Regions from separate parts of the Homo sapiens genome. Here region 1 is linked to region 2. Evidence: chromatin contacts called from ENCODE Hi-C or POLR2A ChIA-PET data. All regions are on one chromosome and are shown on one strand. Each heading gives the region's core, a stretch centred on a gene start or an enhancer-like site at or near the end of the contact. The rest is flanking DNA. Distances are from core to core; before and after follow the strand shown. Region 1 overlaps BMPR1A (bone morphogenetic protein receptor type 1A). Region 2 overlaps LDB3 (LIM domain binding 3).

Region 1 (3,435 bases), core at 508-3,007, 210 kb after region 2:
GGGTTCCCAAAGCAGCAGGAAGGGGGCAAGCCCCAGTCCACAAACATTTGTCAGGTCTTTGCTTGCATCACGTTCGCTGTTGTTCTTTTATCCAAAGCAAGTCATGTGGCCTAAGCCCTGAGTCTGTGGACCAAGACTACCCACGACTGTGTGCACTGGGAGGGTAATTATTATGACCATTTTTGCAAACAGCCAGCCACTTGAATAACCTGTTTATGATTTCAGAATACATTGTACATTGTTTCATACTTTAAAGTACATTATGGCCGGGCATGGTGGCTCACGCCTGTAATCCCAGCATTATGGGAGGCCGGGGGTGGGGTGGATCACCTGAGGTCAGGAGTTCAAGACCAGCCTGGTCAACGTGGCTAAACCCCATCTCTACTAAAAATACAAAAAAATTAGCTGGGCATGGTGGCGGGTGTCTGTAATCCCAGCTACTTGGGAGGCTGAGGCAGGAGAATCACTTGAATCTAAAAGGTGAAGGTTGCAGTGAGCCGAGATCGCGCCACTGCACTCCATCCTGGGTGACAGAGCGAGACTCCATCTCAAAAAAAAAAAAGTACATTATAAGTTTTTAACTGGAGTTGGTTGGGTACACCATGCTTTTTGATGAGATGGACTACCCCTTTGCCAGTCTTAATGGGTTTCTTTCATCAAGAGCTCAAACCTTTTACTTTTTTCTATAAAGGTTCAGCGAACTATTGCCAAACAGATTCAGATGGTCCGGCAAGTTGGTAAAGGCCGATATGGAGAAGTATGGATGGGCAAATGGCGTGGCGAAAAAGTGGCGGTGAAAGTATTCTTTACCACTGAAGAAGCCAGCTGGTTTCGAGAAACAGAAATCTACCAAACTGTGCTAATGCGCCATGAAAACATACTTGGTGGGTACACACTGATTCAGTCAATTTCATTTTTGACAAGGCTAGTGAGGTACAGGTGGAAGCCTCCATATGTGCTTTGAAAATGTGTGAGTTCAACTATATACATTTGGCTAAAGGAAACCTAGTAGAATACACGGTTTGAATAAAACATAGTCCGGAATGCCAACCAAGATCTTTCTTTACTAACCAGCTGAAGAAACAGCAGTGAGTTTCAAATGGAAAATAATACTAGTTTATTGGACTTACTCCCATAGTAATGAAAACCCAGTCTTTTATAGATAACTTAAGCAGTGATTTAGGGTAACATTAACATATGTGCCTTTTCCCTTTCATAAGCTCAACAGCCCAACATGCAGTTTCATTGTACGTTCTGTGTTTAATGTGTGTTTCCCCCCATCTCCACATTTACACAATAGCAAAGTAATTTAGGTGTGAGCTGGTCAGTCAGGTACATAAGCCGATCTGGCTATCCTGAGTTTTCTTTTCCCTTCACCTCTTGTTTTCCTCCCTTTAATTTGGAGAGCCCATAGCATGTTGCCAAGCAGGCAATTGTATTAGTTTCCTAGGGCTGCTGTATCAATTACCACAAACTGGGTGGCTTCAACCTCCAAAACGTATTCACTCAGTTTTCGAGGCTAGAAGTTTAAAACCAAGGTGTTGGCAGAGCTGTTGTGTCTCTGAATACTCTAGAGGAGGAGCCTTCCTTGCCTCCTCTGGCTACTGGTTGGTGGCCAGGAATTTTTGGTGTTCCTTGGCTTAGTATAGACAACACTCTAGTCTCCATTTCTGTCATCAGGTGGCCTTCTCCCTGGGTGCCTGGGTCCACATTTCCACCTTACAACATCACCAGCCATTGAATTCGGGCCCACGCTAATCCTGTATGAGTCATCTTAACTTGATTACATCTGCAAAGACCCTCTTTCCAAATAAGGTCACGTTTATAGATGACATGGATTTTAGACATGAATTTTGTCGGGGAGCACTGTTCAGCTCAGTACATAGCACTCACTGACCTTTTTCTGGAGGGAAGAGGGTAGGAGAGAAAGGAAAAGAGCAGGACTGTGGGCCTGGCAGTCAACGAGCCAGACTGAAAAGGCAGCTGTGATGAGTCACTGATGGGCAAATGGGAGTTGGCTTAATTAGGAGCTAACTCTTAGTTGAACATTCTTAATTTTATAAAAGTGTCCACTTTTTGCTTTGAAATTGAGAGCCTTTTCTACTAGAGAATCATGTAGGTTGATAATATTCTCCAGGTTATTTGTATAATATGTCATCTTTTTCTTTTCTTTCCTTTTCTTTTCTTTTTTTTTTTTTTGAGACGGAGTCTCATTCTGTCGCTCAGGCTGGAGTGCAGTGGCGCCATCTTGGCTCACTGCAACCTCTGCCGCCAGGTTCAAGTGATTCTCTTGCCTCAGCCTCCAGAGTAGCCGGGACCACAGGCACTTGCCACCATGCCCAACTAATTTTTGTATTTTTAGTAGAGACGGGGTTTCGCCCTGTTGGCCAGGCTGGTCTCGAGCTCCTGACCTCAAGTGATCCTCCTGCCTTGGCCTCCCAAAGTGATACAGGTGTGAGCCACCACACCCAGCATATATGATCTTTTTCTTAATCCTATTCACTTTCATGATTATTAAGATTATTATAAATTTATTGTAGAAGTACAGATATATGTGTAAATGTAGAAATATAATTTTTAGTAACACATTCACGACTTGGTGTCAGGCGAATTAAAGTTTCACTATCTGCACATGATACCTAAGTTTTTCTCAGTATCCAGAATGAGCATTACTTCTCCCTAGCCTATCTCTGATGATAACTAACCTTTTAAACTCATCAACTGGACAGGTTTCATAGCGGCAGACATTAAAGGTACAGGTTCCTGGACTCAGCTCTATTTGATTACTGATTACCATGAAAATGGATCTCTCTATGACTTCCTGAAATGTGCTACACTGGACACCAGAGCCCTGCTTAAATTGGCTTATTCAGCTGCCTGTGGTCTGTGCCACCTGCACACAGAAATTTATGGCACCCAAGGAAAGCCCGCAATTGCTCATCGAGACCTAAAGAGCAAAAACATCCTCATCAAGAAAAATGGGAGTTGCTGCATTGCTGACCTGGGCCTTGCTGTTAAATTCAACAGGTGAGTGGTTCTTTGCCCCACTGTTTTGAAATTATTTTAATTTCCAAAAGATATTTCCCTATTTGTATTCAAGATAATGGAATTCTAAAAATGTGCATATGCTTGTTTTTAGTTACATAAATGTATAGTTGGGGGGGATTTTGTTCTTTTTACAAAAATTGTGTCCTACTTCTCCTATACATAATTCTTGATATATATATATTTTTTTGGTGTTTTTTTTTGTTTGTTTTTTGTTTTTTGTTTTTTGTTTTTTTTAAAGACAGTGTCTCACTCAGTTGCCCAGGCTGGAATATAGTAGTGTGATCTTAGCTCACTGCAACCTCGACCTCATGGGCTCAAGCAATCCTCCCACCTCAGCCTCCTGAGTAGCTGGGACTACAGGCATGCACTGCCACACCTAGCTAATGT
Region 2 (3,327 bases), core at 183-2,682:
TACTAAAGATTCAAAAATTAGCCGGGCGTGGTGGCACCCACCTGTAATCCCAGCTACTCGGGAGGCTGAGGCAGGAGAATCGCCGGGAGGCCGAGGTTGCAGTGAGCCGAGACTGCACCATTGCACTCCAGCCTGGGCGACAGAATGAGACTCCATCTTCTCTGTGTCATGCCAGTGTGCGAGATTTGGCCGCAGCCATGGGGGTACAGAACAGCACATAAGGAGCCTAGACTCGGGAGCAGGTCCTATCCAGGCGCAGGGAGAAACCCCAGGGAAGTTTTCTCTGCCGCTGGAGCCCAGGGAGATGAGACAGGCACTGAGTCAGGGCAGGCCTTGCTTCGGGGCGCTGGTTCATGAAGCTCGCTCTGACAGCAGGGCTGAGTGTGGGCGGTCGAAGCGGCTTTTGCCCGAGACAGAGGCCGGTGCCACGGCCTGCTCTGCTCTCGAAGGCAAAGTGCCTCATCCATCCAGGCTGCGCTGTTCATGGACACCTTGTGTTCTGGGGATGGAATGAAGCACCCAGCACAGCGTCTGTCACACGGGAGGTGCCCTTCTCTGTCCCTACAGAGAAGGGGCAAGGATAGACGGTTCTGAGGTGAAAACTCCGCAGGGCGAGGTGGCATTTTGCAGTAGTGAAAAGCCTTAGATGGAGCAGTGGGAAGAGGCTGCCCCTGCAGAGACTGGGAACACAGGGAGGGGAGGCTGGAGAGGAGTTGGAGGAGAAGCGGCGGGTGGAGGCGAGGCCTTGCCGGGGCACAAGGAGGACATTTCCGTCTCTTCCTGGGGAGGCGCTTCTGGCACCTTCCGGGGCGGCCTCCGGCTGTCTTCGCCCAGCCCGCCAGGCGGCGTCAGGGCTCCGGGGGCGCGCGGCCAGCCCGCCCTGCGTCTCCTTCCTCCTCCTTCCCGGGCTGGGGCCCAGGCGAGCGAGACGGGCCGGAGCCGCGGGCCCCCGCGCCGTTCCCAGGCCGCGCAGACATTAACTCATTCCTGCCTAGGGGGAAAGAGGCGGCCGGGCGGGCGCGCGCTGGAGTCGGCCTGCCTCCACCTCCCTCTCCGGGAGGCCCGGCTGCCAAGCGGAGTCCGGGGGCGGCTGGCAGGCGGCCCCGTATGAAGTGGGGCGTGTGGTCCCGAGCCCCCCTCCGCTCCCCTTCCCTCCAGGCTCTTCGGATCCGGGCGTCAGAGAGGGCGGGGAGCCCGCGCGGGACCCGGAGCGCCGCGGCCGCAGCCGCAGCTCCCCCCGGGGCCTCCTCCGGGCCGAGGGCGGCGTTCGCAGGCCGGATCTTATCGCTGGCGCCCGAGGTGGGCGGCCGCTCCCCGGAACACCTGAGGCCCGGGAGGGGGCGGGCGGCGGCGGCGCGGAGACCCTGCGCGCGGGCCGGGGACGGTCACGTTGGCCCGCGGGCCGGGCGGCGGCCAGGCGCTTGCGGAGAGCCGGGCCCGGCCCGGCGTGAGTCAGAAATCACCTTGTTTAATTACATATCCCCGAGCCCGCCGAGTGCGATAGGGGACTTTTGAACTTGCCAATTAGAGATGAAATATCACCTTCTAATTTAGACTGGCTTAATTCCGTCACGCAAAAATAGCAACAGCCCCGGGGCTGCGAGATGGGATATCAGGTCTCTCCTGGCGTGACGGCGAGCCAGGCTGAAGGATGCAGAAGCTGAGGGCTGCGAAGCGCCACTGCCTGCTCGCCCCCCGACGGAGTCGGGGTTGCGACGGGGGAACGGAGCTGCCGGGCCGGGCCACCGAGGCCGGGGAGGTTCCTTCTCTGGGTGGGTTAGCCCCAAGCAAGGAAGCCGTCAAATCGGGGTCCAGATTCTAGCCTGCCTCTGTGAGACCTCTGTGTTGTGGGGGCTGGAAAAGAAAAGGAGGTGGATCCGGGAGTCTGTAAGGCCTTCCGATGGAGGGAAGCGACTGCCAGGCAGGGGGAATAGGGTTAGTATTGCTGGAGGGAGGCAGGAAAGGTGGGCCAGGGCCCTGTTTACTTGAAAGGGGGCGTACTAAAGCCTGTTTTGCTGCTTGGGGAGTTTCTAAGCGGGCATCTGCTGTTGAGTCTGGCAGCCTGAGCTCGTTTCGGCTAAGCAGTTCACCAGCTGGATGACTTGGAGGCAGCCATTTAAGCTCTCCAAGTCTCAGTTCCTCATCTGTAAAATGGACTTGCAAATATTATCTGCCTCCTTGGATTGCAGCGAGTAATAAGGCACGTAAAGGGCCTGGCATGTGGAAGCAGTCATTTTGGTGAAGGCAGCACCACGCAATAGAAATTTCCTATTAGCCACATTTTTAAAAAATAAAAGAAAGCAAGTTAAATTCATTTTAATATATTTTCTTTGACTACATATATTTAAGATATCAGGCCGGACGCAGTGGCTCACGCCAGTAATCCCAGCACTTTGGGAGGCCGAGGCGGGCGGATCATAAGGTCAGAAGATCGAGACCACCAGGGTAACACGGTGAAACCCCGTCTCTACTAAAAAAGTACAAAAAATTAGCCGGGCGTGGTGGCGGGCGCCTGTAGTCCCAGCTACTCGGGAGGCTATGGCAGGAGAATCACTTGAACCCAGGAGGCAGAGGTGGCTGTGAAGCCGAGATTGCGCCACTGCACTCCAACTTGGGCGACAGAGCAAGGCTCCGTCTCAAAAATATATATATATATATATAATTTCAACATATAATCAATATAAAATAATTATTAATGTGCCTTCAAAATCTGGTGTGTGTTTTACACTAACGGCACTTCTTGGTCGGACTAGCCACATTTCAGCTGCTCATCGGCCACGTAGCACTATGTATTGGACACCGCAGGATTAGGGCTTCTGGTCTTAATCTTTTTATTTTTTGAGATGGAGTTTCTCTTTTGTTGCCCAGGCTGGAGTACAATGGCACGACTTCGACTCACTGCAACCTCCACCTCCCGGGTTCAAGAGATTCTCCTGCCTTAGCCTCCCGAGTAGCTGGGTTTACAAGGCGCCCACCACCATGCCCGGCTACTAGAAGTTTTAGTAGAGACGGGGTTTCACCATGTTGGCCAGGCTGATCTCGAACTCCTAACCTCAAGTGATCCACCGGCCTCAGTCTTCCAAAGTGCTGGGATTACAGGCGTGAGCCACCGCGCCCAGCCAATCTTAATCTTTTTTAGCAGAGAATTGCACTTCACAAAGAAAGGAAAGAAAATGTTGCACAGAACCCCCTTATATATAACAGAGGGATGAAGCTGCTCTGAAGTTGTGCTAGATCACCTCTCCCTGCTCTCTGTCCCTGGTGGTGTTCCTGGAATCACTTCTTCCCCCAGCATTTTGATATTCTCTGCAAAGTTGTTAGGGAGGG

What was found. Hi-C counts contacts between places; a loop is a spot of excess contacts on that map. ChIA-PET counts read pairs that join two places held with the same protein, here RNA polymerase II (POLR2A). Pooled maps may share reads with other maps.
Region 1: a map of A673 shows a loop between it and region 2 (2.3-fold over the local background). The contact joins two enhancer-like sites. A Hi-C loop is called at or near these places in 27 of 168 maps with a recorded cell type or tissue (A673, CD14-positive monocyte, CD8-positive, alpha-beta T cell and 19 more) and 8 of 50 pooled maps. POLR2A ChIA-PET finds 5 or more read pairs at or near these places in 6 of 52 experiments (AG04449, H1, HEK293T and 3 more).

Annotation. Positions count from the first base shown.
Region 1 is chr10:86,916,443-86,919,877 of GRCh38, forward strand. BMPR1A (bone morphogenetic protein receptor type 1A) reads left to right here. Exons shown (of 13, transcript NM_004329.3): 9 at 692-884; 10 at 2,730-3,027. Among named protein-coding and RNA genes, the nearest start is that of MMRN2, 39 kb to the right of the region's middle. Within about 2 kb of position 1,758, at least 2 of the 41 ENCODE cell types and tissues checked have a DNase peak (open chromatin) inside an H3K27ac peak, as active enhancers do; they include A673, where a contact is called at or near this core.
Region 2 is chr10:86,710,424-86,713,750 of GRCh38, forward strand. The region is part of intron 9 of LDB3 (LIM domain binding 3); the gene reads left to right. Among named protein-coding and RNA genes, the nearest start is that of LDB3, 44 kb to the left of the region's middle. RefSeq lists enhancers at 365-984, 985-1,604, 2,149-2,198 and a silencer at 719-1,408. Within about 2 kb of position 1,433, at least 35 of the 41 ENCODE cell types and tissues checked have a DNase peak (open chromatin) inside an H3K27ac peak, as active enhancers do; they include A673, where a contact is called at or near this core.